Regions from separate parts of the Homo sapiens genome. Here regions 2, 3, 4 and 5 are each linked to region 1. The links are chromatin loops, found by intact Hi-C in ENCODE. Cell type or tissue: endothelial cell of umbilical vein. All regions are shown on one strand.

The links. Hi-C counts contacts between places; a loop is a spot of excess contacts. Peaks named below come from ENCODE experiments on the same cell type or tissue, not always from the same donor. Only the 100,000 strongest peaks of a DNase experiment are listed, where the experiment ranks them.
Region 2: a loop joins it to region 1, with 2.0 times the contacts of the local background. A loop is called at or near these places in 5 of 110 quality-filtered maps.
Region 3: it touches region 1 in a loop (13-fold over the local background); 5 of 110 quality-filtered maps call a loop at or near these places.
Region 4: it touches region 1 in a loop (14-fold over the local background); 10 of 110 quality-filtered maps call a loop at or near these places.
Region 5: it touches region 1 in a loop (5-fold over the local background); 3 of 110 quality-filtered maps call a loop at or near these places.

What each region holds. Positions count from the first base shown.
Region 1 is chr7:31,812,009-31,817,008 of GRCh38, forward strand. PDE1C (phosphodiesterase 1C) reads right to left here. Exons shown (of 18, transcript NM_001191057.4): 15 at 3,916-4,146. Among named protein-coding and RNA genes, the nearest start is that of PPP1R17, 130 kb to the left of the region's middle. In endothelial cell of umbilical vein, a CTCF peak has its summit at 2,420 (motif pointing right); DNase peaks (open chromatin) are centred at 113, 2,383 and 4,083; H3K27ac peaks cover 1,595 bases.
Region 2 is chr7:31,888,159-31,893,158 of GRCh38, forward strand. The region is part of intron 2 of PDE1C (phosphodiesterase 1C); the gene reads right to left. Among named protein-coding and RNA genes, the nearest start is that of PDE1C, 180 kb to the right of the region's middle. In endothelial cell of umbilical vein, no CTCF peak of the experiment used is centred here; a DNase peak (open chromatin) is centred at 2,823; H3K27ac peaks cover 746 bases.
Region 3 is chr7:32,202,416-32,207,415 of GRCh38, forward strand. It overlaps a transcript of PDE1C not described here. Among named protein-coding and RNA genes, the nearest start is that of PDE1C, 130 kb to the left of the region's middle. RefSeq lists an enhancer at 2,726-3,925. In endothelial cell of umbilical vein, CTCF peaks have their summits at 2,184 and 4,835; a DNase peak (open chromatin) is centred at 2,136; H3K27me3 peaks cover 11 bases.
Region 4 is chr7:32,060,252-32,065,251 of GRCh38, forward strand. All of the region lies in intron 1 of PDE1C (phosphodiesterase 1C), which reads right to left. Among named protein-coding and RNA genes, the nearest start is that of PDE1C, 7.7 kb to the right of the region's middle. In endothelial cell of umbilical vein, a CTCF peak has its summit at 2,099 (motif pointing left); a DNase peak (open chromatin) is centred at 2,100.
Region 5 is chr7:32,036,540-32,041,539 of GRCh38, forward strand. The region is part of intron 2 of PDE1C (phosphodiesterase 1C); the gene reads right to left. Among named protein-coding and RNA genes, the nearest start is that of PDE1C, 31 kb to the right of the region's middle. In endothelial cell of umbilical vein, a CTCF peak has its summit at 3,025 (motif pointing left); no DNase peak of the experiment used is centred here.

The sequences.
Region 1 (5,000 bases):
GGGTTGTATCTGGAGTAATGGCTGACGTGAGCTGTTACTCAATAAACAAGGGGAAGTGAAAGAGACTTTCTGTGCAGTTATAAATCATTTTAATTAGGCTGCTGTAATATAGTCCCGAACCACCATTAGGCTTTCTTATTATTGCTCTAAACTGCTTTCTTTTCCCACCTCTCATTTACTGCTTACTTTTTAAGGGAAATGGTAGACTGTTGCTTATTTCAGGAAATAAGCACAGTTGTGAAATCAAGCCAGCCTTGTTGAAGACTCAGGTTCCTGTTTTGTTTCTTTCAGGCTTTCCCCTTAACCAACTTCAAAATGAATTATTATTTCCACATCTGCCCTCTCTGGGTCTTTGTTTCCCTATGGTAGAATTCATATCCTTCTTTGTGACTAGCTTATTTGCATTTATTGGTTTCTCCCACTGACTAGACCTGGGGTTGGCAAACTATGGCCCATGGGTCAAACCTGGCCCTACTGCCTGGTTTTTCATGACCCACAAACTAAGAATGGCTTTTACATTTTTAAATGGTTAAAAGAAGACAAATATTTTATGACATATGATATTATGTAGAATTCAAATTTTAATTTCTATAAATAAAGTTTTATTGGAAAACAGGATAACTCATTTGTTTGTATATTATCTGTGGCTGCTTTAAAATGGCAATGTTGAGTAGTTGCAATAGAGACCTTATGTTCTGCAAAGCCTAAAATATTTACTATCTTGTCCCTTATAGAAAAAGCATGCCAATCCCTGGAATAAGTATATTGTAAGCCTCTTATAAACAGCAGTTAAGTTTCCATATTTCTCTGATGGCCCCTCTCCCTGAAGGCACCAAACCACAGGGACAAGCTGTTTACCTAACAGAGCATTGAGACTCACACAGATCAGAGTTTAACCTGAGATCTCTACTTAATGGTTGCTTGACTTTACACAAGTGATTTCACTTCTCTGAGACTCAGTATTCCCACCCACAACATGGGAATGAGTTTTTCTACCTCATAGAATTGTTAGAACTTTTACATGATTTAATGTAGATAGAATCTCAAGTACAATGTCTGATACATGTTAAGCATTCAATAAAATGGTGGTATTATTGTTATTGCTTTTACTAAGGGCAAGACATTTCTAACCCACTCTGTTAAAAGAAAAAGCAGAGGGAAGAAACACACCTTGCCTTTCTCACCACCCCTTACATGTTCCTCTTTTGAGAGGAGTGATTATTTATCTGGGAGGTAGGGTTGAGCATGCACAGCCCGGCCCAGCCACCCACATCCCAGACTGCTTTGAGATATGTTTTCTGTAAGACACACACCTTTTCTGTCACTCTAGAAGCAGCCTGCCAGGGTGCTGGGGTGGGGGAAAAGTCCTGTGCCTGGCTATACAGTGTCTGGTTGTGTAAATTCATTTCAGAGCAAAATGTAAAGAAGCCCATGTATTCAGCAGACCAACTCTGTGTTTCCCAAGTTCCAGTTTTAGTGGAGCTGATGTCTTGATCATTGACTTTCTGATTTTGTTACCTATCTCTCAGTTGGTTCAGTCCTCAGAAGGGGTAGCAAGGAGGGGCCTGTACTGCCCTCTAAAACAGTAACAGGTACATAATAAATTTTTGTTTTAAAAAATTTTTGTATGAACATATGTTTTTATTTTTTTTAATTTTTATTTCCATAGGTTTTTGGGGAAAAGATGGTGTTTGGTTATATAAGTAAGTTATTTAGTGGTGATTTGTGAGATTTTGGTATAGCCATCACCTGAGCGGTATACGCTGAACCCAATTTGTAGTCTTTTATCCCTCACACCCCTCCCACCCTTTCCCCTGAGTCCCCAAAGTCCACTGTATCATTCTTATATTTTTGCATCCTCATAGCTTAGTTCCCACTTATGTGTGAGAATATACAATGTTTGGTTTTCCATTCCTGAGTTAATTCACTTAGAATAATGGTCTCCAATTCCATCCAGGTTGCTGCAAATGCCATTATTTCATTCCTTTTTATGGCTGAATAGTATTCCATCGTGTGTGTGTGTGTGTGTGTATACATATATATGTACACACACGCACGCGTGCATATATATGTACACACACACACACACACACATATATCACAATTTCTTTATCCATTCATGGATTGATGGGCATTTGGGCTGGTTGCATATTTTTGCAATAGTGAATTGTGCTGCTATAAACATGTATGTGCAAGTATCTTTTTCATATGACTTCTTTTCCTCTGGGTAGATACCCAGGAGTGGGATTGCTGGATCAAATGGTAGTTTGGGTACATGAAAAATTCTTATTAAATTCTTTATAACTTTTTTTTCCAGACTATAATGCACTTGAATACAAAGCAAATGAATTAAGAGCAATCTCCAGAAGGGGGCAGGACGAGTCGGGACAATGGCCTTCTGTGCCTCCTAGGGTGGTCACCAGGATTAACTGAAGTAATTTTTGCAAGGTTCCTGGAATATGATATAAGCTATCATTATTATTACATGTGTTAAAATATTGTTCTCTGATTACATGTTATAAATGGTTAATTATAAAAATAATTGGAGAACATCGTGCTAAGCACTTTCTACATGTAGAAATCATTGACCACGGCCCTGTGGCATAATAGCTAGAACACGGTTCTGAGTAGATTACCTGGTCGCACCAGGCAGGCAAGAGAATGAATATGTACAAAGAGAACTTAAAACAGCATCTAGTGTGCAGTCAATACATGCTATTTGTTGTTATTCTCTTCACTGTTTTTACTATCATGAGTATTACTGAAGGTTCCATGAGGCCTGTGCTGTGAATAGGTATTACTATATACATTGTGTAGAAACAGTAGAAGGTTAAGTAGCCTGGCCAAGGACACTGAAAAGGGAGAAGCACAGCTTGACTTGAATCTAGGTCTGTTGACTGCTAAATTACCTTGCTATTCAGCCACAACCTGTCAATTGCAAGCTCTGGAGACTCAGAACTTCCTGCCTGCCCCTAAACAAGGAAACCAAATCAAAGCCCTGTGTACTTGCTCATCTTGTTCTCTCCACTCAGAAGTATCTTTAGCCCATCTGACCAGCCAGCTTCAGCATTCAAAACCCCCTCTTGAAGCCTACTCTGACATTTACCCCATTTTATAATCCCCAGTCCCCAAAAAGCTAATGTGTTTTTCTCTGCACATGTTCCTCGGGCATTTTATCTGCCATGTCACTACTTTCACTTGCACATTTCACTAGAAATATTTGGAGGATGTCTCTATCACCTTTGATATTTTGGGCTTCTTGTGGCCTTTCCATTTCTAAATCCCTAGTGCTAAGCATGGTGCTTGGCACGTAGTTGTTAATCGATATTTGTTGCATTAAATATAAGAAATCAATAACTATATGCACACTATGGTGACCAGCTTACCCCAGTTTGCCTGGAGCTCTTCTGTTTTTAAAACAGAAAGCTCTGTGTCTCCCAGTCCCAGGTAAACTGAAACAGCTGGTCCCCCTAAAGTACACACTTGTACACACACAGATATACAGATATCTATTACAGGAAAAGGCTCAGGCAAACCTGAGGTCTGGCCCTCATAGAGCGATGGTATATATGGGAAAATGACTTTCCATTTACCCACTTTACACTCAGGAATGTGCTGGGGTTGATCATGGTAATTTTCCCCCAGCTGGCAGGCAGGCAGGCACTGGCTAGAGTCTCCAGGGCAGCTGGAAATGGCCAGAAAGGTATCAATCTCCCTGAAGAGGATGGCACAGGTGAGCTGGTAGCTGCTTCTGCTGGAATCCTGCAGCCCAATGAGGTGGGATCAGAAGGAACTGGATGAGCAGGGAAGCCTTGCCCTGTGAGCTGACCCCATCAGTAGGGTTGTTCACCAGTTTCCATTCATTATGTCATTAATGCCGCGAAAAGAGCCCTTCACCAGTGTAAGTCTACTCACCATTCTGTTGCTGTTCTCCTGATGACTTCTCGGCTTTGGAGTTTTTCCCACGAGGGTTGTCACTTTTGTTTGCCCGTGTTCCATTGACTTGATTCTTAGTTTCTCCAGACGTCTTTTTCTCAGCTTTGCCAGATGCGCCTTCTTCAGCCTGGCTTTTGGCTTCCATTTCCTTTTGCTGCTCCTCTGCGGCCAGGCGAGCCTTTTCCTCTGCTTCCTTCTTGGCCTTCTCCTCTGCATCCATGGCAAGTTGGGAAAGCCACAGAAAAGAGAAAAAGAGGTCATGCCGTTAGGAGAATGGCCTGTTTTAGTACACAAAGAGTATCTAAGGTGTTTACTGAGTGTTTGGGTACATTTTTGCTTAATTCATCAGATTGGCATGTATACTTAGGAAACGAATAAAATAGGTTCATAATGATGTCATTCTGAAAACAGTTAGAGGAGAGGTCAGGGAGAAAATAATAAGGATAATAATTAATAAACCAATATTATAATTGTATTATTAATATCACCGTTATTAATAGCTTCTATTGAACGTGTTCGCTCTGCCAAGTATTATGCTGAGTGTTTTTTGGGGATTATTTATTTTCATCCTCAAAACAACCTTACAGCAGCTACTATTACTGTGACTCAATTTGACAAATGTGGAAATCAAGGCTGAGAGACATCATAAAACTTTCCCATAGCCACAGTAAAAACTGCAGCTTCATGTGGGCTTGCTTAAGACCTAGAGTTTAAACACAAACAATTGATTACAAAACAAAAAGGGAAAATATCCAACACTAGAGCAATTGAAGACAAACACACTGAGGACACTGTTTGTTAATTTAAAACAAGGAAGGGGATAATTGAGCCTTATGAAAAAAACATGGTCTTCAAACTGTCCACAAGATGAGAGGTAGCCTTTAGTTTGGCCAGGTACCTGGTCTGTGTCTTTCCTTTTAATGAAAAGATGCTAGCATTATTTCTAATCCAGTTGATTATAAAAGGGCTTGGCTCTGTGCTTAGTCAAAACCACCGCAGAAATGCGTAGGTTAAGTATTTATGAAAAGATTGGTTCACTCATCCAACTCATATTTATTGAGCAG
Region 2 (5,000 bases), 76 kb after region 1:
AGAATGGTGTGAACCTGGGAGGCAGAGCTTGCAGTGAGCCGAGATTGTGCCACTGCACTCCAGCCTGGGTGACAGAGCGAGACTCAGTCTCAAAAAAAAAAAAAAAAAAAAAAAAGAAAAGGAGAAGTCTAAAAATAAGTGATCTCGTTATGCACCTCAAGAAGTTAGAAGAACAAGTTACTCCAAAGACAGTAGGCAATAGCAAAAAATAAGCACAAAACCAAAACTTAAGTAGCAACAAACTCACAGCAGAAATAATTAGCAAAGCCAAAACCTGGGTCTTTGAAATGCTTAATAAAATGGATAGGTCAAGCAAGACTGATCAAGAAAAAAGAGAAATGATATAAATAACCAATATCAAGGATAAAAAGAGACTATTACTACAGATTCTGTGGACATTTAGAAAGGTAAAAGGATATCATAAATTCCTTTCTGAAGATACATTTAAAAATTTAGATGAAATTTTAAAATTCCATAAAATATTAATTTATCAAAATTGACATAAGAAAAAGGTAAACTATTAATAATTCTGTATCAGAATAATGATACAGAATTGTATCAGAGTAATTGATCTACTGAATATTGTATGGGAAGTCTTCACCAGTTCAACAAAGAAAGAAGAAATAATAGACATAGGACTGGAAAAAAATAATATCTTTAAAAAGCAGCAAATAAGTTATTCTAATTAAGAGGTGAATTTAGCAATGCCACTTGATAAACAGCAATAAACAATTAGAAAATGGTACCATTCACAGAAACATCAAAACGAAACAGTTTCTAGGAATAAATCTTACAAAATATATAAAATCATCTACATGGAAAATGGTAAGATATTATTGAGAGAAGTTTAAATGACCTAAATAATGGAAGAAGAATCCATGCTCATGAATTTTAACACTCAACATTTAGAAATATGAATTCTCCCTAAATTCACCTGTAGATTAAATTACAAACAAATTCACCACAAGTCATTTGGTGGAAACCGATTCTAAAATTTACTTAGAAATGTGAAGAATGAAATATAGTTGATGTGGTAAAACAACAAAACTGTTGTTACTATCCTACATATCAAGACTTATTATAAAGCATTTAATTCTGGTCCCATGTCCCTCTACCACTTCACTATTCCAACTCTCTTCCTTTCAACATCCAGCTGGTATGTGTGAGGATGTGCATATGTATTTTTATATTCATATAAGCACAACATAAGTGGACAAGAAAACATGCTACAAGAAAAAAGAAAACAGGCAATGTAAGTTGTTTTTGAACTATCCTATTCTACATGTGATTGTTCCATTCCACATGCAGGGACCCACTCTTTGGATACCCAGTCAAGGGCATCACTGCATACTCTGTCTTGGTTGCCATGGATTTTCTGATGAATATTTCCATTCCTTTGGTTTTCGTGAAGCTATGCCACAGAGGAGCCCTGCATGCTCAGTCTCCTCCTTGTTCTGCTCTACAGAGTGAATCTCCTTTGGGGATATATGTTTGTGGGTGTGAGAGTATGTGGGCAACTGTGTGTCCAAAGTGAGTGTGTCAGCTCACTGCATGGGAACACCAGCCAAAATGCACTGTCAAGTCCAAAAGAAGCCTTCTATTCTTATGGTACTCTAGAAGGTGTTACGACTCAGGGTTAAAGTTTTAATCCATTTTGAGCAATAATATTGACTTTGTTCCTTTGCACTTCTTATCAAATGCAGTACTTTAGAAAGGAGCTCCCTAACAGTCATTCTTGGCCTTATAAATAAGTGTTTCTTAAAAACCAGTTTATCCCCTGTTTTTATTGCCAATCAACTCACACATTTTGTTAAAAGGACATAGCGGATTTTTTTTTAGAGTAAGATTCCAAATTATGCTAAGAAAATCTTTCGTGAAGGTAAACATTCTCTCTCCAAAGTTTGTAGGCGAGCAGACCTTATTGGGAAAGGATGTTATTATGAAAACCCACTTGTTCTTCTGGGTGAAGAAATAAAAAAGAATGAAAAATACAACCCAGAGCATCATTCAGAATCCACCCCAGGCCATGCTGGGGACTGGGGAGAGGGAAGCAGTTAAGATCCTGACAGACTACCAAGAGGTAAGTTCCAGAAGCCAGTGTTCATTTGCAGCTATTCATGTGGAAAGAATCACTGTCACTTCTGCCTGCTGATAAACATGCCACTTCAACATCTGTCTTAATAGACCAAAGAAATGAGAAGAACTAAAAACATCTTTGAATGGCACTAATGAGAACAGGAAGCTGAGCAGAAATGAGAAGCAAGTTTGCAGGAAGATTTAGGAAGGTTGCAACCCATGCCTAGACACGTCAAGACACATCTTTCCATGTCTTCATAGTCAACCCGGTCCCGTGACTCCTTTGCTTTCCTTTTCTGAATTTAGTTCCTCATTCAACCTCAATTGCATCATGTTGGTATGATTATCCAGAGGAGCTAAAGCTCCCTCAGCCAGCAAAATCACAGGAATTCTACCATACTACAAATATAAGTTTTGGTAAGATAAACCTAAGGTTACATTTTTCTCATTTCTACTTCTTTTTTCTTTTATAATAACAGAAATAAATAAATTAATTCATAGATTAAAAACCTTCAAATAATGGCTAACAAGATGCTGAATTGGCACAGTTCCCTTTCTTAAGATTAACTCAAGAAAAATTATAGGAAAAAAACCTCAAAGAAAACCGTGAGAAACCTCTAAGGTGACCTGAGGCTGCCGCTTTGAATGTGTGTGTGAAGACAGTGCATCTTCTTGGTCTGGGACAGGAGGCAGCCCCACCACACTGGGGAGGAAATGATGGGAAAGGAACTGTTGGAGTCTGCTATTGTTTCCCTCCACTCCACTTCCTCCAGGCGCACAGTAGCTGCTCCCACACCTCCTGTGACTCAGAACTCTAAATGTCAAGAAATCCTGGAGAGCTAAATAGGGGTTGTCTGTCCCACCTTGTGGCTCCTCTAAGTTCACCATGGGTTTCCAAGATTGTCACAGAAGGAAAAGGGATGCAAAAGGACATGTGCGAGAGGTTTTTATGAACCAGACTGGAACTGGAACTGATTGCTCCTGGTCACTTCCAATTGTCCAGAAGCCATAGTCACCTAACTACGTCTTTCCAAGAGAGAAGCTGGAAAACACAGTCCTGTGGTAGGCTCAAGAGGAAGAGGTGGTGGTTTTAGTGGAGATCCAGCCAATCTCTGCCCCACCTAGAAAATGCAATCCTATCACCAATACTTGTTTTTTCCTTTAAACCTTTACTTTCTGCTCCTTTGAAAGAGTCAAATGGAATGTTGTATATTAAAGATACTTTCTAACTTTAAAATCCTTTAAAACTAAGAAACGTAATCATCCTAATTATCAGATAATCTCCCAAGCATTTTGACAAAAATGAGACAGTTCTCATGGGAATTATGTTGAGTGAAGAAAGCCAATCCCAAAAGGTTATATACTATATGATTCCATTTATGTAATATTCTTAAAATGGAGGACAAGATTAGGGGTTTACAGGGATTGGAGAGAAGGGAGAGGAAGAGGGAGACACGTGTAAGAAGGGCAACAAAGGGAACCTACTGGTGAACTATTCTATACCTTGACTGTGGTGGTGGTTGTACAAACCTACACTTGCAATTATGTTGCACAGAACCAAATGCATTCATACACACACACACACACACACACACACACACACACGTGAGTACAATAAAACTGGAGGGCTCTGAATAAGATTGGTAGATTATGCTAATATCAGTATCTTGGGTTGTGAAATTGTCCTGTAGTTTTTCAAAATGTTTCCATTGGAAGAAAATGGGTAAAGGGTACATGGGAATTCCTCTGTATTATTTCTTACAATAATGTGACTCTACAATTATCTCAAAATTAAACATTTAGTTTTAAAAAGTGGGACACAGTTATCCAGCTCAATGGAATATTGATGACAAAAGGCTGGACATAGTTGTCCTTTCCCCAGCTGGTTTTATAAGTGTCTCTCTGTTCTTAAATAGTGGTCTACTTAGTGTCCTCCAGATCCTTCGGCTTGGCCTCAGCAGCAGTAAGAGAGTTAGGGGTAAATGTTCACCAGTGAGCTACTAACTGTGTCTGATGACTTTGGAGAGCATCCAGTGAGGGCTATAATCAGTGATGCTTGGAGCTTGGTGAGAACCAGACTCATGCCTTGAGGAAACCCTGGGAAAGACAAATGGAGGTTCTCAGGATCAACTGAAGAAACTCAGATGCTAGCAAATGGTCACCACACTAAAACGGTGAGAGAAAAAGAATCCCAGTGACTTTACTAAAGGCTCACTAATTACACCTCTACTGGCAGTGATCCCCTGGGACTCTAAGATATGAAGCACGATTTGCATCTTCCCTCTCCTTTTTCAGTTCATTCTCAGAAGTTTGTTTCAATTTGAGGGTGGCTTCACTATGGCAGGCTGGCCATGAAGGGGTTGTAAAGAATGAAATTAATATACACACCCACACCCAACCTCTAGTAACCACCATTCTATGTTCTGCTTCTAAAAGTTTGATTTTTTTTTAGATCCTGAATATGAGAACATGTGGTATTTGTCTTTCTGTGTCTGGCTTATTTCACTTAGCATAATGTCCTCTAGGGAGTGAACAGGGAAAGGAGAGATGTTAATCAAAGGGTACAAAGTTCCAGTTACACAGAAGGAATAAGTTCTGGTAATCTGTTGCACAGCATGGTGACTATAGTGAAGAATAATATATTATGTATTTCAAAATTGCTAAAAGGGTAGATTTTAAATGTTCTCACCATAAAAAATGAGAAGTATGTGAGGTAATTGTTATGTTAATTAGATTGATTTAATCACTCCACAATCTATATAGGTATTGAAACATCACATTGTACCCCATAAATATATACAATTATTGTCAGCTTATAATAAAAGTAAATTTTAAAAATAAATAAGAGTCGATTCCATAAAAAAATGAAAGGAATGAAATCTAGAGCTAGCTATGGACTAAGGGAGTGAGGGAGTGAGGGTAGA
Region 3 (5,000 bases), 390 kb after region 1:
TGCAAAGAGCTCATGACCCCATGACAGGGATGTCATACAAGGGATTTGAGCTTTAGACAGAGTGGTGAGCACTGGACTGGATCATTTGTAAACTCTACTTTAACTTGAAATCTTTCAAATCCCAATGAATACATCTGTTGACTGAACCAAGCTGATCGGCTTGCCTGATAACAACTGTGTTTGATGAAAGGGGTGGAGAAATGGGGTAAGATAAGGTGGTGAAGTCCCCTTGTGGGCAAGCAGAGAAATTTTGGGTCAACACAAGTTGGGGTCTAACTGTGGCTCTGAAACATGGATGTGTCACAGGTCACTGGGGGAGCTTCGAGAGGATGATTATAAGTGTAGATAAGAAGCTAGTAGCCAGCTGTCTTGTGTTCTTTTGTGTTGCTTGCGTGGTTGATTGATTGGTTGGTTTTTGTGGTATGAAAACTTAACATGAGAGCTATCCTCTTAATGTATTTTAACGTGAACAATACCATATTGTTAACTACAGGGATTATGTTGTACAGCAGGTCTCCACATCTTATTCATCTTACATAATAGAAACTTTATACCCATGGAGCAACAACTTCCTGTTTGCTCCTCCCCACACCCAGCTCCTAGCAAACACCATCCAATTCTGCATTTCTATTAGTTTGACTATTTTGCTTGCCATAGCACCCTACATGTACGTGATCTCATCTGTCCTGGATCCCTTATATGGTTCTGTCTCAAACGTAGTACATGCCCCCGAGAACACTGAAAGCCCAGCCACCAGCCACACAGTCCCCCACTCATGGCATTTCTCAGTCGTTCCTCCCACATATTTCTTCTTCTTCTTTTTGTCTTCATCCATCCCCAGTTCAAGCTCCCTTCTTTTGTCACCAACCCTCCTAGCCATAACAACTGATCTAGTAAAGTTCCCTGGCTGAACTCTAGCACTGTCTCGGACATGATTTTGAGTTCCCTCTGGGGCTCCATACATGGCATCACCATGTCATAGGTGCTGCCTCCCTCTATTTCAACCAACCCCAGCGATCACCCCACTGCACATCTCTGCCTTCCATTTCCCATCTCTGCAGAGGGAAGGTGATCATTCACCCAGCACAAAAATACGAAGGGCCGCCCCTTGCTTCACTCCCCCATCCACCCTAAGTACTCCAGCTCTTTCACAGGAAAATCTATTTCCAAAAATACCTGGATTCTTAATTAATCTCTATTTTCTTATTGCTTTTGATACCGCTATAGTAGTCCCCCATTATCCGAGGGGGTACGTTCCAACAACTGCCTGAAACCAGGGATGGTGCCTAACATGATTGCTGTTAATCAGAACACGATTCTGCTCATGTCTACCCTCCGCAAATTTAATAACACTTCCATCTTAACTAAGCACTTATCCTGTCCTGTGGCCATAACTTTTGCAGCTTTAGTGCAACAACAAAACTAGCACGAATTTCTGTTTCCTTCTTTACAGTTTCACAGATAGAAAATTCGCTCTCCCTGTGGATCTCAGCAACCTTGGCATACAGTTTTTTTCTTTATTAAGTCAAGAACTTTCACCTTTTCACTTAAAGAAAGCACTTGCTGGCTTCTCTGTGGTGTATCCAAATTGCCAGCATCAGTACTCTTGCACTTTTTACTAAGTGCACTTAGAAATTGCACTTAGGCAATTACTAAATAAAATAAGGGTGATTTGAACACAAGCACTGCAATCTGATAAACGAGAGGGCCCCTAAGTCACTAACGTGTAGGTAGCATCTACACATGGATCCACTGGACAAAGGGAGGATTAACATCGTGGGTGGGGCAGAGTGAGATTTCATCTCGCTATTCAGAGCAGCACTCAAATCAAAACTTGTGAATTGTTTATTCCTGGAATTTTCCATTTCATATCTTCAGACCGCTATTAGCCACAAGTAACAAAACTGGGAAAGTGAAACCGCAGATAAGGGAGGACTTTTGTATTTTCTTGTCCACGATTGCTCATCTTGGGGGAGAAATTAGTCCTCCCTCAGGAAAGCAACCAGAACTCCAGCATACAGCTGCCCAGCCACAAGAGCTCTGTGGGCACTGTCTCCCTCGCTCGGGCTCCTCCAATGCCCTGGACTCCTGACAGAAGCTCTGTCCAATGCACTGAATGCAGCGTCTTTTACGTCCTCTAGAGGAGAGGGATGCCACCAAAATCTGGGCTTTTTCTGCCACACTGTGGCCACGTCTGAACACTACATGTGGCCACGTCTGAACACTACATGTGGCCTTCATTCCCTTACATGTGGTATTTGGAGTTTTTTCCAATGAAGATTAGAAGTTACCTTTTTTACCTATTATCCCCATTCAGACCCTCAAGCCTCAGCTAATGCTCACTTTCTCCAGGAGGACTCCCTTGAATTCACCTCCACACCAGGCTGGCTGAAGCGTCCCCGTTCTGACTCTCCCAGCTCCTCCTACCAATTGCTAGCATTTCCTTCCACATGCTGTATTGTAGTAGTCACTTCTGTCTCCCTAATTAGACTGCAAACCCTTTGAAGACAAACCAACTCATCTGTGTTATCTCCATGGCTCACAGAAGAACAGAAAAGTCTTCAATAAGTATATATGAAATTAAAGAAAAAAGGGAAGAAGAGAGGGGAGGAAGGCTGAAAACTCAAGGTAATAACAACCAGCCACACTTATTGAGCGCTTGTGGTATACAGTCCCTGTGCTTCATATAATGAATTCCAGGTTATCAGGGCCAATATCCACCTCTGCTGCCCCAGCTTCATCCAGCAATTAAAGGGTCCATGTCTGTCCTGTCAGGGGTCTCCTGGACTCTAGTCCTTCACATAGTCCATGACCAGCATCTGTTCTGATGTTCAGTGACCACGTCACATGTTTTCAAGTATTTTAACATTCACCCTTGCATGTGATCATCCACAACAACTTGGAAATAAGCTCTAGCATTGAGGTGAATCTGGCTGGGCTTCTGGGTTGGGTGAGGACTTGGAGAACCTTTCTATCTAGCTAAAGGATTGTAAATGCACCAATCAGTGCTCTGTGTCTGGCTAAAGGTTTGTAAATGCACCAATCAGCACTCTGTAAAAACGGACCAATCAGCACTCTGTAAAATGGACCAATCAGCACTCTGTAAAACGGACCAATCAGCACTCTGTAAAATGGACCAATCAGCAGGATGTGGGTGGAGCCAAAAAAGAGAATAAAAGCAGGCCAACCCCCCAGCCAACCCGTTTGGGTCTGCTTGTGCCCTGCAGAAGCTTTGTTCCTTCCCCCTTTGCAATGAATTTTCCTGCTGCTGGCTTTTTAGGTCTGCACTACCTTTATGAGCTGTAACACTCATTCTGCAGTTTCACTCCTGAAGCCAGCGAGACCATGAAGCAACCCCAAGGAAAACAACTCCAGACATGCCACCTTTAAGAGCTGTAACAGTCATTGCCAAGGTCTGCAGCTTCACCCCTGGAGTCATTAAGATCGTGAACCCATCAGAATGAAGAAACTCCGGACACATCTGAAAATCTTAAGGAACAAACTATGGACACACCATCTGTAAGAACTGTAACACTCACCAGGTGGGTCCATGTTTTCATTTTTGAAGTCAGCGAGACCAAGAACCCACCAGAAGAAACCGATTCTAGACGCAGTACTGTTCTAGGATCAAGGTGTGGAAAATGTGTTTTTAGAGGGGTAAGGTTACCTGCTCAACGCGGCACAGAATTCATAATTCTGGACACAGAATTCAAACCCCGGCTTGACCCCCAGAGCTTACATGGTGGCTGCTGGGGACTCTCCCACTAGCATGTAGGAGACCTTTGAGGATATATTCTGGGGGGATTTGGGGATTGTGTATGCTGATAATGGGACGGCTCACTGATTAGGATGCAGAGGAGCAGGGGGAAAGGAGCAGAAAGGGGCCAGTTTATGCAGTCTTCAATCAGCGTTTTTCTCTAGGTCAGGTGCAGTCAACCAGACACGGCCCATGGGCTCAAGGAGCTGACTGTCTAATAGAGACCGACAGTTGCATAAAACAGACATGTCTAGAGAGGAGGGTTTTTAGGGCCTGGCACTGGAGGGCAGCTTCACCAGCATCCCAGAGAGCAGGACTAGAAAGGGACCCCACAGCCAGCTGACTTCATCCCAGAAGTCCCCAATGTCAGGAGCCACAGTGGGTTCCAGGAGCTCCTCACCAAGTTGAGGCCTGGACCTGAGCAGGGGAGATCAGCTGTTCCCCACACTGCCCTTGTGGCTACGATGCGGTACCCACATGGGGTACTTTCCATGCGGCACCCATGTGAGGTGCCCACCATGCAGTACCCACATGAGGTATTCTTCTAGCTCACCCTGCCCACTGCAGAGCATGGCAGTGCCCACACCCGGTGGCTCTCGCCCCAGGACAGCTGGCCTTGTGATAGATGCCATTCTCAAACCATCTGCTGGTTGGAAGCTGGTGTGCCTGCATTCACACAGCGCACTCAAGTCAAGGTCAGTCTCAACTCTTCACTGTCCTGGACACTGTCATTCTCCCAGCATTTGTGAGGGGAAGAGATCCTCTCTGCTTCCTTTGAGTTCCCTTCCCTCTTCCCTAACCCTCACTTCTAGGAGAATGACTTCCCCATGTTACTGTATGTGCCCACAGTTGCTAGGCAGATGCTCTAACTGAAGTCAGGTTGATTGGAAGCCACTGCTTGAGCCTGCAATGATGGGGCAGGGGTGGTGAAGGGGCCTGGTAGATCCAGAGTCTCACAGGACTAACTCCACAGCATCCACCACCAGAAGCAGCCCTTCCCAAGTCCCCACTCCCAGATCTCTGCTGACCTCTAGAGGGTCCAGCCATCACAGCACAGGCTCTGGCCACCCGCCCCCGCCAATCCCCGTCGTGCCTGATTCCGTACTGGGCAACGCACACTGTCAAGGCTGTCTTGTTGGACGCAAAAATTAGAGAATGTTGCAGTACTTCATCTTCCAGTCTCAAAAAAAAAAAAAAAAACTTATCATCCGAATCCTCCCAATCTTCCCAAACTGAACTCTTC
Region 4 (5,000 bases), 250 kb after region 1:
CTAATTTTTCTAAGTCTTGCCTACCCACTCCTGCAGTGTTCCTTCCCTCTCCCCACTCTGTGCCCTTCCTCCCAACTCTTATCAAAACTGACTCCTGGCAGAAAGCAGCTGCTGGTCATTTACAATTCCAGGTGAATTTGAATCAGTGCCATGGCTCCTTGGGAGCATGAGTCCTTCCTATTTCATCCAAAATCCTATCTTGTAGTAGCATCATCTATGTAAGCCTCCCTAAACACACGCTCTATAAATCTCAACAATTTAAATATGGCAAAATGAGCCCATTGTCCAAAATACAGGGAAAAAAAGCGCCAACTAGCAGATGCATTTCTTGGGACCATTTTGAGCTCTTCTGTCAACTGAAATCAGATGAGCATTGGAAGCAAATTTTCCTGAGCTATAGTAGTTACCTTCACTGAAACTATGCCAAATCTCCCAGAAATTGGTGCTTTGAACGATTCTTTCATTTTTTTTTTAACAATGACTAATTTCAGTCAGTGATTTTATAGTCAGAATGGCAGTTCTGAAACAACATTTATGAGGCTTGATTTATGATAATTAATCCTTCTATTTCACTAATGAGCTAGGAAAGGCCTTATTTATGAAAGTGTTTAAATTCCTCACAGTTAGCAGACACGGTTTCCAGTGACACCCACATGGAATGGTATACTAAATGCAATAAACTTTTGTGGGTCATCCTTAGACAAAAGTCAGAGAGACAAATGAAAACAAGTGGCAGGATGTCAGTCGGAATTTGAACTACTCCTAAAACATCTGGAAGGAGCTTTCAAAGATTAATCTTTCACTTCCATATTTACTAGATGTATCTCTAGAGTGTAGGAAAAGTCTTGGTTATTTAAGCATTTTCTTTGGTTGGAATCTGGATAAACAACAGTTTAATGGTCTTTGGATATCCAATTGTGACTTTCAGACAAAATGCTCCATGCACTCTCATACTGATTGTCTAAATTATTGCTCTTCTGGTGGCCTTAAGGGAAAGGAAAGCTGTATTTTGGCAGAATATTGAATACCGGGTCCTTGCAATGGGTCCTTGGATTTGGGTAGAAATAGAAGGAAGGCCTTAAAGAGCAGAGAAAGGGCATGAATGGGCAGAGGTGGTACAGTGAGTGAGCGCTGTGGCCAGAACTGTGGACTGCTCCAGGAGACAAGGCCCAGCCATATCCATGGAGGCACCTCTGGAGCAGGCACAGGAGGCCAAGCCCCCTCAATGGAGCCTAAACTGCAGAAAGGCCTCTTGCCAGAGCCAGAGAGCCTCCACGCAGCCAAGCTTCACTTGGCCCTTCTGCAGTGGGCTAGGCTCCAGGCTTCAGGTCTCAGCCCCATGGCATGTGCCCTCTACCTCCCAGAAGGTCCGTGATGAGGGCTCATCCCATTTGGCTCCCTGGGTCATGGCCTCTTTCTGCCCTTGGAATACTGGGAATGACCATACTGGTTTCTGTCTCTGTTCCAAACCTATGTTTTGATGGGCATGATACCAAGTAGTCAATATAAGTTTCAAGTAAAGTTATGATTATTAGCTGGCCTAAGTAAATGCCAATATTTTGAACAAGTAAATGCCAATGAGAAAATATACATAAATTTTTGGTCTTCTGAAACCTTCCTTCAGACTATTTAGGGGTCACACTAAACTGTATTCTCTACTTACAAAATTTATAGATATATTAATTTGGCATCATTCAGATATACACAGAATTTTCCTGCTTACTTTGCTGGGCTGTAGATTATATCTCCAGACCTGTTTAATCTCCAGACTCACTTATCCAACTGCTCTTGCCTTCCCCATATCTCCCCTCATAGTCAGTATGTCCCACACTGAACTCATCCCATACTGAACTCTCTATCCCCCATTCATTCTGTTCCCACTCACGACAAGACCTGCAAACATGTTCCTCCCTTAGTGATCCTAATCTAAGAAAAAAGAACCTGGGGATTCAAGCCAAAACCCTGCGAGTTGACCTTAATTCCACTTTCTTCCTCATCCCCCATATCCAAGTCCTGTTGGATCTACCTCCTAAAAAGTTCTCACATCCATGCCTACTGATAATGGCTTCCCCTTGCTGAGGCCCCCTGGTGGATGAAGTCGGACCTGGCTCCTCTCCAGCTGTGTCTGGAGCCTTCGCCTCCTTCCAGTCTGCGCTGCAGCCACTTGGCCTTCTTTCATTTTCTCAGAGGGGCCATGCTCCTTCTTGTCTTTAGATCTTTACAGGTATAAACATCCCAGGCCTTAAATGCCTAGAATACGCTTCCCTAACTCTACTTAACTACAATTTACATAATCTTCATGTCTCAGCATGCGTCTCTTTTCCTCAGAGAAGCCTTCTCTGAATCCCGGACCAGGTTTGGGTCCTCTCTTCTATGTTTTCACAGCTCCCTGTGCTGGACTTCTTGCAGCACTCGTCACAGCAGGTAGTAATTTATGGAAGTATTGTTTAATATATTCCTCTACTGTAGGCTGAACATCCCCCGAGGGAGGGAGCCTTTGTCTTGTTTCCCACTAATTCCCTGGTGCTTAGCACAGCACCAGGCACATAGTAAGTGCCACAGAAATATTTGGTAAGTGAATGAATGACTGAATTTTCTGCATACAGATGTGTATTCCTTCAACTATATGAACAAAACTCATTACCTAAAATGATCAATTTTTATATCTTCTGGATGGAATGATTCTCTTTAGTTTTTTCATAATCTCACAAGCTAGGAACATCTAGCTTTGTCTTACGGTCATTAAGACTCATTTATTTTGTTTAATAACAGCTGTCAAGAGGACTCTGTATAAACAGTACAATAAAAGCCTGAAGAATACCAACACTTTACACGAATTCAGTATACTTCCTCCAGAAATAGAGTGTTGCATTTGTTGTAGAATTCATTTTTATTGCTAGTGGGAAACTCCGATGATGGTCATTCTCAAAGCTGTCCCAGTCTATTGTAATGTGCCTTATATTTGTTAAGTTGGTGCAAAAGTAATGCGGTTTTTGCCGCTAAAACTAACAGCAAAAACTGCAATTACTTTTGCATTAACCTAATAACAATTATTTCTTTTAGTTGTTTCTCAAAAATCCAGGAGATAGGTCCTATAAACACTTTTCTTCCATGTGGGGAAATGGAAACCAAGGAAAGTAGTCTTCCATGAGCCAAAGAAAATTAAAGATTGAAAACTAGAGATGGTAATGCAGAAACCTCTCTGCTGAGGGCTGCTTCCCAACTGACAGAGGAATGCTGTAAAGCTCAGTCAAGATATTAAGCACTTTGCTGCTAAATATTGAGTTGTAATTAACTAATACACTAGCATAACCAAATTACAATAATCAAGTGATGATGTACTAGTAAGCTGCATGAGTATTCAAGTAAAGAAAATTTCACTGTAAATGTGAGAATCTACTTCTTTTGATATTCACATTTTTCCCCTTTAATATACATTAAGAATGTATTTCAGAGAGATTTAACTTGATCTTTATTAAGAAAAGAAAGACTCGAAAACAATCCTTCAAACACAAATGTCTCCCTTCTCTGAATCCTAGCATGTAGCGTCCACATCACTTAGTCAGCAATTAATTATTGCCCTCTTTTTTGTTGTTGATTTTTAACCTTTTCACATGTATAAGACGTATCTTGTTTCCCTCAATATATTCTAAGTTTCCTGATGGTAAGGATTTTCTTCTGATATTTTCGTATCCCTTCTGAAGCTCCTAGCACCTAGTACATAATGGAAACCCAATAAAAATATGCTGAACGATCTGGCAATTCCAATTGAATGGGAGAGTAAAAGGACCAGTTAATACATTAAATATGTAATCTGGGGGAAACAAACAACAATTTTTTAAAGTATTCTCCTGGAATTGCTTTTCTGGTAAGATTCAGGTCAATGCCCTCTTCCCTGGGTCATCTCCTTGCAAGGATTTAATAATAAGAACCAAGATTCTCAGACCCACCACTCCAGGCCAAAGGTCTCTCCATGGCTCCATATTGCCATCACCAATAGCTACTTGAACATTCCAGAGGCTACCAATTTAACATATCTATACCCAAGTTTATCATTCTGCTTTATCCTAGCCTGCTCTTATCTCCATAGTCCCTAACGAGGCAAATAACACCAAATTCACTGAGACATCTAAGCTGAAAGAACTCAGAAGACAACAGCTCCTCTTTCTCTACTCTAAATCTATGTTCTGTCAATTCTCATTTCAAACATGCCCCCTGTTCTTTCATCTTCAGCAGCGCTACCCCAAATCAGGCATCTTCCCCAACTGGTCTCCAGGCCTCGAGTCGCATCTCCAATCTGTCCTCCACCCTTTTTCCAGAATTACAATCCTAAAATTCAAATCTAATTTTGTTACTCTCCAGCTTAACATCTTTTAACAATTTCTTATAACTGAAAGGATAAAACACAAACTTCTAAAAATATTATGTATCATAAAATATATATATATTTCTCTAGAAGATATGAAAGAACACCTAGAACACAGCACTTTTTTGTTGTATAGTAAAATGTGTTCAATTACTCACCTCCTCAAACTATGAGCATACATAATTTTGAGTAAAACAAAAAGTAAAATTTTTAAATGTCATGTATCACTACCCAGCCTCTGCCTTCCTTTCCAGCATCACCTCTCATGACTACACTTCTATCTGTCCCTCAGTACTGCACTAGATGAGCTGCAAGAGGACACCACACATTAAGCTTTTAAGGAAAGTAAGGCTCTTGGGAATTGATTAGTAGGAGAAGGTAATCCTGTTACCCAGACCAATTCAGGGGCCAACTACTTCTGACGGAACGGCGGTGGGGGGGGGGGGGAGGAGCCGGGGGCCAGTGAGGGGGAGGTGGTGAGATTTATCTCCAATAGCTCCATGTTGCATGACAGCAAACAGACCCAACCATACTCTCTCCTTAGGGAATTCTCAATGAGTGGTGAACATAGAGAAGGTTCACTAGAACACAAGCCATATCTCAGTTAAGTGCAAGCAGCTTTGCCAGTAGTCCC
Region 5 (5,000 bases), 220 kb after region 1:
TAAAAACATTAATAAAAGTAATAAACAAGTAGCAAGCTTGATCAAGAAATAAGAGAAGGCACAAATTACTAATGTCCCGAATGAAAAAGAGATATTGCAGATCTTACAGATATTAAAAAGATGGCAAGCAACATTATGTCAATGAGTTTCACTACTTAGATGAAATGAACAAATTCCTTGAAAAACCACAACTTAACCAAGAATGACTCAACAAGAAATAGAAACTCTGAATATCCCTATACCTATTAAGGCAGAGGTTATCCACATGTAGCTCCAGCAGAAAGGCAGCATCAGCAACACCTGCAAACTTTTTGAAATGTAAATCCACAGCTCTCACTCGGACCTACCAAATCAGAACTTTAGAGTGGGTGGGGTGGGGGTCACAGCAATTTGTGTTTTAACAGACCTTGCTGGTAATTCTGATACCATTTGAGAACTGTTTCAATACTATCTTCCTACAAAGACAGACAGATCTAGATGGTTTCACTGATGCATTCTATCAATTACGTAAGAAAGAAATCATACCAGCCTTACAAAAGCTGAGAAAATTTAAAAAGGGGGGATCACATCTCATCATTTACTGTCAATCTCTACTCTTTTATGGAAGTTGTAGGAGTCTTTATTTTCCCTGATTCTTATTTTAAAGTGATTCCTGGTTTCTTTGAAATGGGCCATTCTGACAGACAAGTGGTCCACATAGCCCAAATGGCCACACTGCATGTTCTCAAGTAGAGAAAGGTCTTTATTAGGTGTTTTCTGTCTTTTGCTTGCAGCCCTTAGGGGAGTGATAATCTAGTTCACGATAAGGTAATTAAGGCAGGGAGTTGCCCCTCACCCACAAGGATACCCACAGCATAGCAATCCTTCCCTTCTCTTGCATACAAACCTCACTCAAGCCAGAGCAGGGACTGGGACTCAGATAACAAAAGCGGTGATAAAAATGAACTATCTGCTCATAGTATTCCTTCTAAATAAAACACCCATACCACCTTTCCACATCTGGCTGTTTTTCTTACTCATCCTTAAGCCTCAGGTGTCATCTACAGAAAGACTTTTCTGAACCCCCAAACTAAGCAGATGTAACTAAATCTTTACATCTTTATCCAAGAACTTAATATTGAAATTCTCTATGACTTTGTACCTTTGTCAAATAACTTATATTGAAATTACCTGTCTGGGTCCTATATCTCTCCAATTATGTCATTAGCTCCTTGAGGGCAGAAACCACATTTCATTTTTTGTTTTGGTTTTGGTTTAATGTCTCACAGTGCTTGACTACTAATTGCATAGTTCCACTCAGTAAACCTGTAGTGAAATGAAGAGTCTGAGAGTGGAGTCAGGTCAAAATTTACCTCCATAAATAAAATACACTCAACTCAAAACATTCAGTATGACTTATTTTTAAAATAAGTACTTTCAATTTGTTCAATCTCTCAGTAGTATTATTAATGCAAACCACATGGACTGACTTTCATTTTGCAAATCTCACCTACCCTTTTTAAATATATGGTGGAAACATAAGGTCCCTGCCCACAGATCTATGCATTGCAGAGCCTACTAGAAGATAAATACAGGGATCAAAAGAATAACAGTAGTAGGTGACACCTAGAATCTTAGGATAAAAGGGTTGGATTTCTTCTTTTAGCCTCTTTATGCAGACCTGCAAGTTTTGCCTTCACAGCCTTGAGGATCATCCTGAAGCATGAGACACAGATTCTCCCACCTCCGCCTATTGCAGACCCCATTCCAACAAATCCTCCAATAAATGAGATCCTGAAGAATTAATCTCCCGCACAAGCAGAATAAGTGCCTGAGGGAGGCCAAGTTTTGCAGAGAGTTAATTATGATGAAGGAAGACATTCTGTGGCCATTAATTTTTATTGGGAGGGCAGGCATTATATTAACAGCTAGTATATATATCTAGAATTGGGCCATATAGCATACACGCATTGTCTCATTTACTTATCACAACCCTTTGAATTAGGTACCATTAGTAAGCCCCACCCTGAGAATAAGCTTAACTGGCCGAAAAATCACAAAGTTTAAGTGGTGGAAAATGGATTTAAATTTACATCTCTCAGACCCCAAAATCCATGCTCTGAATGCTAGTGATATATTGCCTTTTTACAGTCTTCTGGTATAATTATGCTCCTACAATGTTCCACCCAAGCCAGTGGCAAAAGTAAGTCACTGATATCAAAGAGGGGGGATCATCTACCCTATGAATCTGAAGACAAAAAGCACCCTTTAAACATGATTCATCTTCGACACAAGAGACTAATTTAAGAAACATTTCTTTCTATTCAAAATAATGATGCTAAATGGGAAGCGATTTAAGCTTTACAATGGCTTCATCAGAATCTCATCTGTCAGATCTCAAAATCATGCTCCCAGAACATGTTTCTCAATAGAATGAATCAGCAGGAAAGAAAAGCAGATGTAAAGCAAACAGGTGAAAGTATGAAGTTAGCAATAACTGTGCTCATGGGCCACCACCACCATCAGCACCACCATCATCATCCTCATCACCAGTATTATATTGTTATTATTAAGTACCTTCATTCCCAAATAGTAGCATTATGTCCTCTGAAGGAATGGGGCTTCTGTTTACCCAGCAAACAGGCACTGTTTGCATTACCTTAAGGGTTAACCTACTTTCTTGATAATGGGTCATGAGTGAGTAGGGGTGATCAGTAAAGATAGTACTATTACAAACAACAGAGCACACTTGTAGTTACTAAAATTATCCAAAAAATCATGGCAAAATTATCAAAGATGTAGGATTATGAATTTGGTATGACAGCAGAAGGATGATTGCACATCTCACAGTCCATATTGCTCACATCGGGTTCTCACATGCTTTAATTGCAGTGCTAATTCTGAGAATTCTTGATTATGATCTAATGGTGGAACACATCTGAAAGATTAAAGAACTGATTGTAGAAAAGTCAACACAAAGTCCTCCATTTATGTACATACCAGAGTGCAGGACAACGGGGACGACCCTGTCCCCTGGTGGCAGAGCTCCGCGATTCAGAACCTCGCAGCAGGAAGGAACTTGCCTGTGACTCCACATTCAGCCATGCTTTCAGAAGCACTGGACTTTTATCAATTTCTAGGGATATTTGTGTTGTCAGGGTATACTAAGTAGGAATCTATTCCCATTTATATTGTGATTTGCTTTGTACCTACTAATTTTCACTGAAATCACTATTATAATTTACTGTCTCTACCCCCACAAGTAAGGGATGGAACTTCATTTCCCAGTAAATATATTTTGTTTTATTGCCTCCTAGGTAACAATGTGCAACAATACCAAAGTGTTTCATTTAAGACCTGTGATTTTGTGCTTTTCAGGACTAGTAAAATACAATAGCATGTGGAACTTATGATTTCTAATTTGTTTCAGAACGTAGTATACTGTGTTTATATAAGCCACACAATATTAACCCTTCAAGACAACTTTAAAATCTCTTTCAAAGCATGATTAAAAGTACGTCTAAAAATTTTCCTTGTGAAATGTAAATGTATCTAATACACCTATAAAATCTTGTCAGCTACATTTATGAAACATAAGTCATAAATTTACTACATAAACAACAATAAGTCAAAATAGTAACATTGATAACAATTGCTAAAATGTTCTTTACACTTACTAAAAGCCAGGATATACACTTAACACTTTTAATCTTTATCTCTTTTAACCCTTACAACAAACCCACAAGGTAAGTATGTTATTCTCTTTTTAAAGAAGAAGGTACAGCTTAGAACTATGTACCTCAACATTGGCACTCTAACATTTTGGATAATCCTTTGTTGTGGTGGAAATGTTCCATGTACTATAGGCTATTTAGCAGTATCCATGGTCTCTATTCACTTGATACCAGTAATATACCCCATATCCAGAAGTGACAACCAAAAACTGTCTGTAGACATTGCCAAATACCCTCGTAGGGCCAAATCAGCCAAATCACCCCCAGTCGAGAACCACTGGCTTAGAGAAATAAAGTAACTTACTAAAGGTCATATGCTTAGAATATAATTGAACAGAAGCCAGGCATTCTGACACAAGAATGTATACTCTCAATCAATGAAATACAGTGTTGTTTACTCTGTGATAGTTTAAAGAACATAAATTTTCCTCAAAATAGAAAACTAAAAATGAAGACAAACTGTAAATGCCTTCCCGTAGAAAGATATTCTATGGCCACAAGAGACTGTGCCCTTCCAAAATTTTCCTTTCCTAATTAAGGTCCATGTCCCAATGCCTATTGCCCTTACGTAGCTTGATCTCCTGCCCCACCTACCCCAATCTTCTTTAAGTCCTATTCCATGTGCCCCAAAAGACAGTCACCAATCCCTTGTTAAGGCTGATTCCATGCTTTAGTAAATAAGATCCAGACTCTGCCTCACAGAGCCCCTGAAGAACAAGACCTGTCTGCTTCCTACCTGTTCCCTTAGATGACCCAAGACTTCCACCTGTATCATCTCAAAGTGTAAGCCTTCTGCATAGTGGTCACTGAATTCCGGTACTGAAGTCCCAAGACTTCAGTGACTAAGGACTTTCCACACACCAAAGTCTTCCTATGTGCCTCACATAGACTATTTCATTCCAGGCTCACAAGAACCCTAGGAAGCAAATACTATTTCCATTTACCAAAAGAAACAGATTCCAGTAGGCAGGGGAAACCCACACAAGCATTTCACCAGGTTCACGACAGGACTCAGATTTTAACCCAAGTATGGACAACTCCAAACCCCTGCTCTGTATTCCAACCCTATACTCTTCCAATTTCATGGCAGGGCAAAGACTACAGACACACCCTTCCAAAGCATGTTCTCATCTTGCCATACTCCCTCCAGCTTGCTTAGAAGTTCATCATTCCAGCCCCCTCTCCTCGACATCCCAAATTTATGAGAATAAACAAAGCAGAGCTGAGTGTGACTTCACTTGTGGAATAGAAAAGGGAAAAATTCAGGCAGTGACCTCACGAACTTTG